Regions from separate parts of the Homo sapiens genome. Here region 2 is linked to region 1. Evidence: chromatin contacts called from ENCODE Hi-C or POLR2A ChIA-PET data. All regions are on one chromosome and are shown on one strand. Each heading gives the region's core, a stretch centred on a gene start or an enhancer-like site at or near the end of the contact. The rest is flanking DNA. Distances are from core to core; before and after follow the strand shown.

Region 1 (4,739 bases), core at 670-3,169:
CACCAAAGTGGGGGCCCAGGCAGAGGAGGCGCCGAGAGCGAGCGAGGGCTGAGTACTGCCAGCATGCTGTCACCTCTCAGAAGCTTTGTTTTTTGCAATAAATCTTGCTGCTGCTCACTGCCTTTATGAGCTGTAACACTCACCGCGAAGGTCTGCAGCTTCACTCCTAAAGCCACCGAGACTATGAACCCACCAGGAGGAATGGACACCTTAACAGCTGTAACACTCACTGCGATGGTCTAGTAGCTTCACTCCTGAGCCAGTGAGACCATGAACCCACCAGAAGGAAGAAACTCGGAACACATCCGAACATGATGAAGGAACAAACTCTGGACTTTAAGAACTGTAACACTCAGCACGAGGGTCTGCGGTTTCAGTCTTAAAGTCAGTGAGACCAAGAACCCTATTCCAGACACAGCTCTGACATAGAGTGGCAACACTGGTAGCGTGCACAGGAGCAGAGGCAGCAGCAAAGTGAGAGGAGGCCCTCCACTTATGCTGGGCGCCCTAGTAGCAGCAGCAACACAGCAGCGGTGCCACTGGTGGCCTGGCAGAGTGGAATTTGGTTGATTCAGCCCAGCACCATCAGGCTGTGACTTTAGCAGACTGTAGGTAGTGGTGGCAGTGGGTCCAAGCTGCATTTACAGCCCCCAGGACAAGGAGACCTGAAGCGGAAACAATGCAGGAGTAGAACAGCAAATGTCCTAGGTCAGTAGTGTATGGAATCTGGAACCAGATAGCCTTGTTCAAATCTTGCATCTGCCGTTTGCTAGCGTTTTGAAGCTTTGAGTAAATTACTAACCTCTCTGGGTCTGTTTTCTCCTCAGTAAATAATATCCAGCTCATAGAGAGGTTTAGAAAATTAAATGAAAAAGCACAGCTCTAAGGAGGTGATTGACAATAGTAAGCATATGATTTATTTCCTCATCTTTATGACATCTCACTCTGGTCCAGACCAAGATTACTTAATATTCAGATTAATTTCATGAACTGCTATATTACTCCAGCAACTCAAATCCAAAATAGATGAAAAGGAAACTAAAGAAAACTGGACAGCCATTGCTGCACCTATTGTATAGTTACAAATGCTGACTACATACCAAAACACTGTTTAGGTGACTTATAATTCTGGAATGTCACATACGAATTTAAGAATTGCTGGCCAGGCGCAGTGGCTCACACCTGTAATCCCAGCACTTTGAGAGACCCAGGCGGGTGGATCACCTGAGGTCAGGAGTTTGAGATTAGTCTGGCCAACATGGTGAAACCCCCGTCTCCAGTAAAAATACAAAAATTAGCCGGGCGTAGTGGTGCGCGCCTGTAGTCCCAGCTGCTTAGGAGGCTGAGGCGGGAGAATCGCTTGAACCCGGGAGGCGGAGGTTGCGGTGAACAGAGATGGTGCCACTGAACTCTGGCCTGGGCGACAGAGCAAGACTTCGTCTCAAAAATAATAATTTAAGAATTGTCATTACTTAACCATGGGAGAGGGTGTGGGCAGACAGGGGACAAAGATTTTCCACTGTGTATTTTCATGGTTTTTCCTTTGAACAATGTCCTCTCTTCCAACAAAATTTTTTGCTTTTAAGTGCCACATAAAGGCAGCTCATGTTCCTTACATCGCCGTTATCAAGAGGATCGTCATTCAAATAAAGTAACCACTGACAATGCTAATTAATTGGAAGTAAAGAACTGGGCGGAAAGAACGGCTAACCGCAAGCTGCCGGGTCGCAACTGCGGCGGAAGGCGGACTCTCGCGGGAGCCACAAAGAGGCAGCAGCCGGCCACGTGACTTCCCGGTGGCCTGCTCTCCCCACCTCTCCGCGCTGAGCAGCCACGTCGGCGGCGGTCCCTGGTCCAGGGAGGGGCGTGGCAAAGGCCCGTGCGCGGTACGTGTCCCGCCCCTCGCTGCCCGGAGCCCGGATGAAGAGTAACGCCATTACCGCCGGAGCCGCCGAGAGCCTTAGCCGACGGAAACTGGACACTGGACCGGCAGCGCCATGAGACTCCTCCCCCGCTTGCTGCTGCTTCTCTTACTCGTGTTCCCTGCCACTGTCTTGTTCCGAGGCGGCCCCAGAGGTGAGGCTGGGGGAGTGTGCGGAGGGGATGGCCAGGAAGGAGATGCCAGTGATGGCAAGTTTGAAGTTGGAGGCGGTGGCCGCTCCGGGTCCTGGGGTCCGCGTCCACCCCGCTGGCCTCTCTCCGCCCTCTCCCCAAGCCTAGGCTCGTAGCAGCAGGGGTCCCCGCGGGCGCTGGAGACCCCGCTGCGGCCTGCCCCTTGCACGCGGAGCGCGGGGCCGTGCCCGGGCGACCTTGCTTCGTGGCCGGCCGAGGGCTGGGCTTGCTCCTCTTGCCCTGGACCCTCGCCTGCAGGAGCGGCCAGAACTGGAGGGTCCTCGGCTGCAGGAGGAGGCGCTGGACACGGCTGCGCTCCGAGCGCGCCGCAGCCGGGCTGTTTCTTTTGGCCACCTCCGGCTCCGCTCCACCCCCAGCCCCTCGCGCTCAGGGCTGACGTGTCTTTAGCTTCCACGCCGGGAGTCCGTCTTCATTCATTTGCCAAAACCCTTGTTTTCTACACATCTAAGCCATCAGAGTGTCTTGTTCAATGGTCATCTGCCTTGTTCACGCCCTGCTTGACCCGTATGTGTTACTAGGAGGCTTGATTTCAGAAAAACTACCCCATCGTCACCCCCGTTATCCGCCCCTGCTGCCAAGCAGACTGAAGAATCCCTGTGGGATGTCTCCCTTCTGCCTTCTTCCTCTTCTTGTCTTTCCATGGAACAATTTTTTGTTTGTGGAAACATCGTATTGTGCTGAAAAAATGTGGCCTACTTCGAGTGTTTTTAATACATAGATTTATTCTTTCAACAATTAACCCAGCAATTAAGTGTGAAAATAACTTAGCAGAATATAAAAATATGGCAACTTGACTTCCTGCACAGGTTTTGTCGTGAACTTCGACTTTCTAATTTGTAAAGTGAAATAATTAGTCTGACTAAGCATCCCTTTCATTCTGTAAGTTTAAGCAAGCTGTGTGTCTTAACGGTAGTGACAGGTATTCACGAGTTGTTTTGCGATGAAAAGTGAAGTGACTGGCTTCTGTTTAATGGCTAGAAAACCAAGTGGGAGAATTAAACAACTGTTAATGAGTTAATCTGCAGGTTTAACAAGATTTTTTACTTTAGGAGTCGTTTGCTGGTACTCTTTAAGCTTTTTAAAAGAAAACTTGACAAATGTAGTTTTAGTTTTAGAACTATTTATAACTATTTTCAAGTTATAAAAACTTTCAAGAAGCATGAATTCATTATCTAAACTGAATTAATATCTTGTAAACATTTTTTGTGAGAAACGGTTTTTGTGTTTGGTTTTTCCAGTTGAATGAAGACTGTTAGACTTCATGGGGACAAAATTGTTATTGGTTAACATTAAAATAATAAAATTGTTTAATATTTATGAAAGGCCTTTATATTCCAAAGTGCTCAAATTTAACCACGACTTTAAATTACTATATCAGACATGGTATTTTTCTTACTGGTTTTTGAAAAGGACTTGTAAGTTATGAATGCACTATTTTAGGCTTTGTTCAGCAGGCAGTGAAATCTCTTTAGTTCATAATGCATGGTTCAGTGTTCTTTAATATTTTGCAATAAATCTTAGCAGCCAGTGAGAACTTAAAGACATGGAAAAGACTGCAAATGCATGGTCCTTAACTGTTTCTCCTGGGTGAAAACACGCTTCCCTTCCCATGTTTTTTATCCACAGAATTGCCACATCATCATTTTTTCTGAGAGATGTTGGAAGACACTAGAACTTTGAAATTCTTTTTATGGTCTTGCCTGAAATAGATATAATGTGACTTACTTAGAGTACTATTGTCTATAAAACTGTGATTCACCTTTTTTTTGCATTATACCTGTACTTTGTAACACTAAGTTTGAGAAAAAATATCTTAAAACATGTTTGAAGCCACATGCAAAAATAATTGGATTCTTTCTTTGCTATCAAACCTGAAGCTACCAATACAGTTTTTACTAAACAATGTTTTTCATGCAAGCCAGTTTTTACCATGGATATGATTACAGATATTTGTTCCTTGGCTTACAAACTATCCAGTTCTAAGAGTTTCAGCTGTAGTCACCTCTGATAACAGTGTTTCCTACATAGAACATTAGAACTTAAGAATGCTTTATTTTTTTATTTTTATTTTTTTGAGACGGTGTCTTGCTGTGTCGCCCAGGCTGGAGTGCAGTGGTACAATCTTGGCTCACTGCAACTTCTGCCTCCTGGGTTCAAGCGATTCTCCTGCCTCAGCCTCTGGAGTAGCTGGAACCACAGGTGTGTGCCACCACACCCAGCTAATTTTTGCATTTTCAGTAGAGGCGGGGTTTCTCTGTATTGGCCAGGCTGGTCTTGAACTCCTGGCCTCAAGTAATTCACCCTCCTCAGCCTTCTAAAGTGCTGGGATTACAGGCGTGAGCCACCGCGCCGGCCAAGAATGCTGTTTTCTTTTAAACGTGGGGGTTGTTTAGTTTGCTTTGTATGGTTAATGACAGGGATTACATTTAGAAGTTTCTTATCTTTGCAAAAAATTATTTTCCTTAATTTGCTTAACAAAGTTGCTTGAAGTTCTTTGTGCTTCAAGGCATCTTTAGTTTGTGCCATTCATTTTTCCATCTGTTGGGCACTTTTTGAAGTTAAACCACATTTCCCATTAAAAATAACATGGAAGGCAGGGAACAGTG
Region 2 (4,739 bases), core at 1,335-3,834, 2.1 Mb after region 1:
CTGGGTCTAGAGGTCAATTCAACAATGGTCACCTGAATGATCATTGTGTTGACACCAAGAGCTTGTGTCTCACTGAATGGTGCCCCCTAGAGAGGCAGGCAGTGCCTAGGAAGGGGTCATCCCGGAGAGCTGGGTAGGCTTTCCAGTCAGATGACTGAGTTCCAAGCGATTAAAATGTTTGGGTGCAGTACTCCTCCAAGGACATGCTTATCCCTAACTGTTACTGCATTACTAGGAAAACTTCTTTGTTCAGTCTGTAAGAGGACTGTGGCATTTGAGGACAGCCTTAAGAAGATATTAAGTAGCAGAGAATCTTCTACGCTCACCTGTGATTTCAGCAGTGGTCACACCTGTTAAGAGCAGAGTTCTTTTAAACACACGGGGAAGACACAGGAGGCCTTGAGAGTCCTCTGGCAGCTGTCGATGGTGCAACTGTATTCGCACTTTTCCATATTTTCCCTTCCTATTGGCATTCTCAAGTTTTGTGCACATGTATGACATTTACACAGTAGGGGATCTATTGAGATATTTTCAAACAGTCAACAATCCTAATCAAAATGTGTGCTACTGAAATAAGTTATTTGGAGTATTAAAACAAGTATCTTCCTGTGGACAACACTACTCATTTGTAATTATGTGATGGGAAGCTTGGGGAAATGTACAGGAGCTTTCAGAACTTATACTTCTGCCTCATGCCATTGTAGATGAAATTATATACTCACACTTTTAGAAATCTGAGATACACATTCACCAAAACTTTTAACCACTGTGAAAGAAACAGATAATCAGCTGTCATTATCCTTGTGTTCAAGATGAAGACCGAAACTTCATTTTCAAAGGTAACTCTGTCAGATCATAACATAAGCACACTTCCTTCAGTGCTTCAGGCCTCAGTAACAGCCAAGACTTATTTCTAAACCACACTGCTCATCAGGGTGCAGTCTATGAAAACTGCCCAGGAAACCTCCTTCCCATTGGTTCCTGAGGAGGGGAGGAACGGACAGCAGACAGGTGAGTACTCAATTTGATTATCTCAGGTAAAGCTTAGAACCCAGCAAAGGCTAACAGACAGTATCACTGGTAGCACCAAAGAAGCCATTTCAGATAATTTCTTAGTATTCCGTAGGCCTTAGTATACCAACAATCTGTTTCTACCACCTTAAAATTTAATAGCGTAGGCCAGGCACGGTGGCTCATGCCTGTAATCCCAGCACTTTGGGAGGCTGAGGCGGGTGGATCATGAGGTCAGGAGTTCAAGACCAGCCTGGCTAATATGGTGAAACCCCATCTCTACTAAAAATACAAAAATTAGCCAGGCATGGTGGCACATGCTTGTAGTCCCAGCCACTTGGGAGGCTGAGGCAGAAGTATAGTTTGAACCCGGGAGGCAGAGGTTACAGTGAGCTGAGATCACGCCACTGCACTCCAGCCTGGGCAATAGAGCGAGACTCTGTCTCAAAAAAAAAAAAAAATTAATAGCGTAATACAACCACCATTTTTGTTATAACTCACAGATTATCTGGGCCGGGAATGCTGATAGTGCACATGCTATCAGCCATAGCTGGGAAGACTGTAACACTGGGTGTACTCAAATGGCTGGGGTTTGGAATCACCCGGAGACAGGTCTGGTGCCTAGGCCAGGATCAGCAGCAGCTGTAGAGCAGAATGTCTGTGTGGCCGGGGCTTCCTCACATCGTGGTAGCCTCAGAGCAGTGCGACTTCCTACTTGGTGGGCAGAACTGCAGAGGAGAGTGTTCTGGAGGACAGAGCAGAGCTGTGTGGCCTTTTGTGAAACAGCCTTGGAAATATGTAGTTTCATTTCTGCCATATTTTTTTGGTCAAAGGAGTCACAGGCTCAGATTCAAAGTGTGGGAACATAGACCCCCGATTCTCAATGGCAGGGGTGTCACAAAATGTGTGACCCTGTTTTAAAACCACCACAGGCCCCCTCTCCTTAGTATTCCACTGGCCCTTTATCCTGGAAACCTCAGGAAATGGTTTTTCCTGATTTTCTTCTTTAATTCTCCTCTCCCATCCCTTCCTCAATCCAGTTCAAGGATAAGGGCCTAGAACTCCACCTGTGTCCTATTCCCTCTTGAATCCACAGGTCGAGCAGGAAAGTGAAGGATGAGGCTGGCATGTGTAGAAGTGCCAGTGGAGGGCGCTGTGGCTGACTAGAAGGCCTCTACGTTTTAAAGGACAGCTGTTCCAAACGGAGGTGGGAATGAAGTCCTTGTGTTTCCAGATTTCCCATTTTAATGTGAAATTAGATATTGAAATATTGCTTCATAATGTTTTAAAAGCATACCATGAGATCTGGGTTTATGCTCTTGTCTATGCACTGGCTCTGAGCCCCTCTTTGAAAGACCCAGAACTCATAAAACAAGGCATTATTTAAGATTGCACATTTATGTTTATCCCCAGAAATTTCCACATTGGGGTCTGGAATGCCATTGCTTCTTTAAATACTACTTACTTTAAATCATATTTGCAAAGAATTCTTGTAACTGAGAATCTAGGCGCTCAATAAATAGACCGCATCCTTCCTTCATCTGCACATGAATGGCAGCATTTTGTGCATTAATTACGTGTGTGATGTGTCTAAGCTGAATTGGCTGAGGAGCAGAACTTTAATGATTAGCTGTATAAAACTGAAAGAGAGCTTCAATTTTGACGTTAAGCCTTGCTTATCTTTTATATTCTCAGCCTTTCTCGACGTTTGTTAGAATTTAAACTTGTCCTAAGCATGACAACATCTGTTCAAAAGAGAGGGGGGATAATATATGTTTATATATACACACCTTAATTTAGTATTGGGGACCTTCCAGTTACCAATTATAAGTGTAAAGACTAAATAAAAGTTATAGAAAATTAGACAAAATAAACAGTGACCAAGAGAAGATTTAAGAAATCTGAAGCTAAAGATTTATTTTTCTGCCTGCCCTCCTTGAAGTAACCATTAAGTTTATAAATAGCCTCCTTCCTCTGAGAAGAAAGGTCCTAGTGACACCAAACAGGATGCGACGCGCTGAGTACTCTCCCCTTTCATTTTGAAACTCGAGCTTTTGTGAAGACTATCATTGTGCATCCGTCTGTCTCTCCTCATTACCACTTCTGGTTGGAGCCGGAAGCAGGACAGATGCATATAGTCCTCATTTCAACCACAGGAATTGACTTTAAAGGTGACACTGTCCTTAGTAACACAGCTGATGCCCTGTAGGGGTAAAATTAGTTGTGTTTTCTCTGTGCAGGTGAAATTTTAATGAATTTTTTGATACTCTGTAGAGCATTCACTGCAAAATGCGTTGTAAGCTCTAAACACCAACAGCTGATTGTGAAAGACTCTTTATTTTTTCTTTGCCCTAACTTAAAAAAAAACAGAGAATGTTTCCAGAGAATCTACTAAGGAAAACATCAGGTCTGACAACAAAAGAGAACTGAGAGAGCGAAGAGGAGGCAGCTTTCTGCACTTTGCACACTGGGTTGCAGTTCTCACAGAATCCTGGGGCTCAGGACAAAATGGAAGCTTCCTCCTTGGACCTGCATTTACCCCAGGCCTCGAAACAAAGCCCCCCAGTCTATAGTTTCCAGTGTCACTTCACAGATCTTTTCATACCACAGCAACCCATACTGCCAGGAATCTGCCTGTTGTCTCCAGCACAGCTTCCTATTGAAAGCAACTCTATGTCTAACCTGCCTTAAAGCAGGTTACGGCTATATTTTAAAACCCACCGCATTAATTCAGGACATATCTTTTTATCAAATGGATTTCTCTTCTGCATACATATTTAAACATGAGCCGTACACTCAGAGCAATGGACTGTTTTATGAAAGGTGATTAGCATATAGTACTCAATCAAAGAATTTGTAAATGAAAAAAGTTGAAAATATGAAATATTGATCACTGGGGTACTCATTAACTGTTCAAAAGCATAATTTAGTTGAATTTCAAATGTGTTAATGTAGGATATCATTCATAGAAAAGAAAAGGATTGTAATTTTACACATCATGTTTAACTTTTTAAAGTGTGGCATCTTTAATGCAGGTATTTGTTCTTAGAACTCTTATTGTATGACTGATTCAGACTTCGTGATTCATTAGCCCTACAAATCTCGAGAACATACATGAATGTGCTCATACAGAGGTTAGAAACTTGGGCTAGCTCAAGGGTAGCCTAAGAGAATATTGGAGACAGAAGGTTCTCATTCCTTGAGCAGTGCTCAGAGCATAGCTCCATGTATAGTGAGCATAACAGCGTTGATGTGTCTGATTGGTGTGTTGGTATTAACAAACATGTAATGGCACAGAGGACAGGAAATTTCATTACATCTCTGGCAAATTCATATTGAAAGAAAGAAGGACAGATGGTTGAAAACAGCCATAAAATATTCTATTACATGTCTGCAGAAGTCATTAGCAGTTAAAGAGATGTTATTAATGGATCAGATTCACTTGGGGAGTCATGTTTCTATAATGCACATTAAAGCAATGATACTTCCGGTATTTTTAATGCAGTCAGGGCCAAAGACAAACCTGTCTTTCTGAATAATTAGAAAATGGATTTATTGGCAGTGAAGAAGCTGCTCTTCAGCTTGACTCCAGATCATTTGGGGAGGTTGTTTTTATCATCTAATGTGAAAGAGTAGAATGTAACTGGCTGCTAGCCCTATAGGTCACTGAAATAATGCCATATTGCTTTATTAGTATTTTGGGGGAGAAAGGAAGGAATAAAATTAGT

What was found. A loop is a pair of places that touch in the nucleus more often than their neighbours do. ChIA-PET counts read pairs that join two places held with the same protein, here RNA polymerase II (POLR2A). Pooled maps may share reads with other maps.
Region 2: a loop to region 1 is called in a map of sciatic nerve, with 19 times the contacts of the local background. The contact joins the enhancer-like site here to the promoter of SSR1 in region 1. A Hi-C loop is called at or near these places in 1 of 168 maps with a recorded cell type or tissue (sciatic nerve), 1 of 37 single-sample maps with no recorded cell type and 6 of 50 pooled maps. POLR2A ChIA-PET finds 5 or more read pairs at or near these places in 3 of 52 experiments (CD4-positive, alpha-beta T cell, HEK293 and naive thymus-derived CD4-positive, alpha-beta T cell).

The regions. Positions count from the first base shown.
Region 1 is chr6:7,310,379-7,315,117 of GRCh38, reverse strand. It overlaps SSR1 (signal sequence receptor subunit 1), which reads left to right and starts at 1,919. Exons shown (of 8, transcript NM_003144.5): 1 at 1,919-2,076. The coding sequence starts at 1,998. RefSeq lists enhancers at 1,544-1,603, 1,614-1,683, 1,020-1,886, 1,887-2,755 and silencers at 2,174-2,283, 2,414-2,463.
Region 2 is chr6:5,172,801-5,177,539 of GRCh38, reverse strand. The region is part of intron 2 of LYRM4 (LYR motif containing 4); the gene reads left to right. All of the region lies in intron 3 of LYRM4-AS1 (LYRM4 antisense RNA 1), which reads right to left. Among named protein-coding and RNA genes, the nearest start is that of MIR3691, 27 kb to the right of the region's middle. Within about 2 kb of position 2,584, at least 9 of the 41 ENCODE cell types and tissues checked have a DNase peak (open chromatin) inside an H3K27ac peak, as active enhancers do; they include CD4-positive, alpha-beta T cell, where a contact is called at or near this core.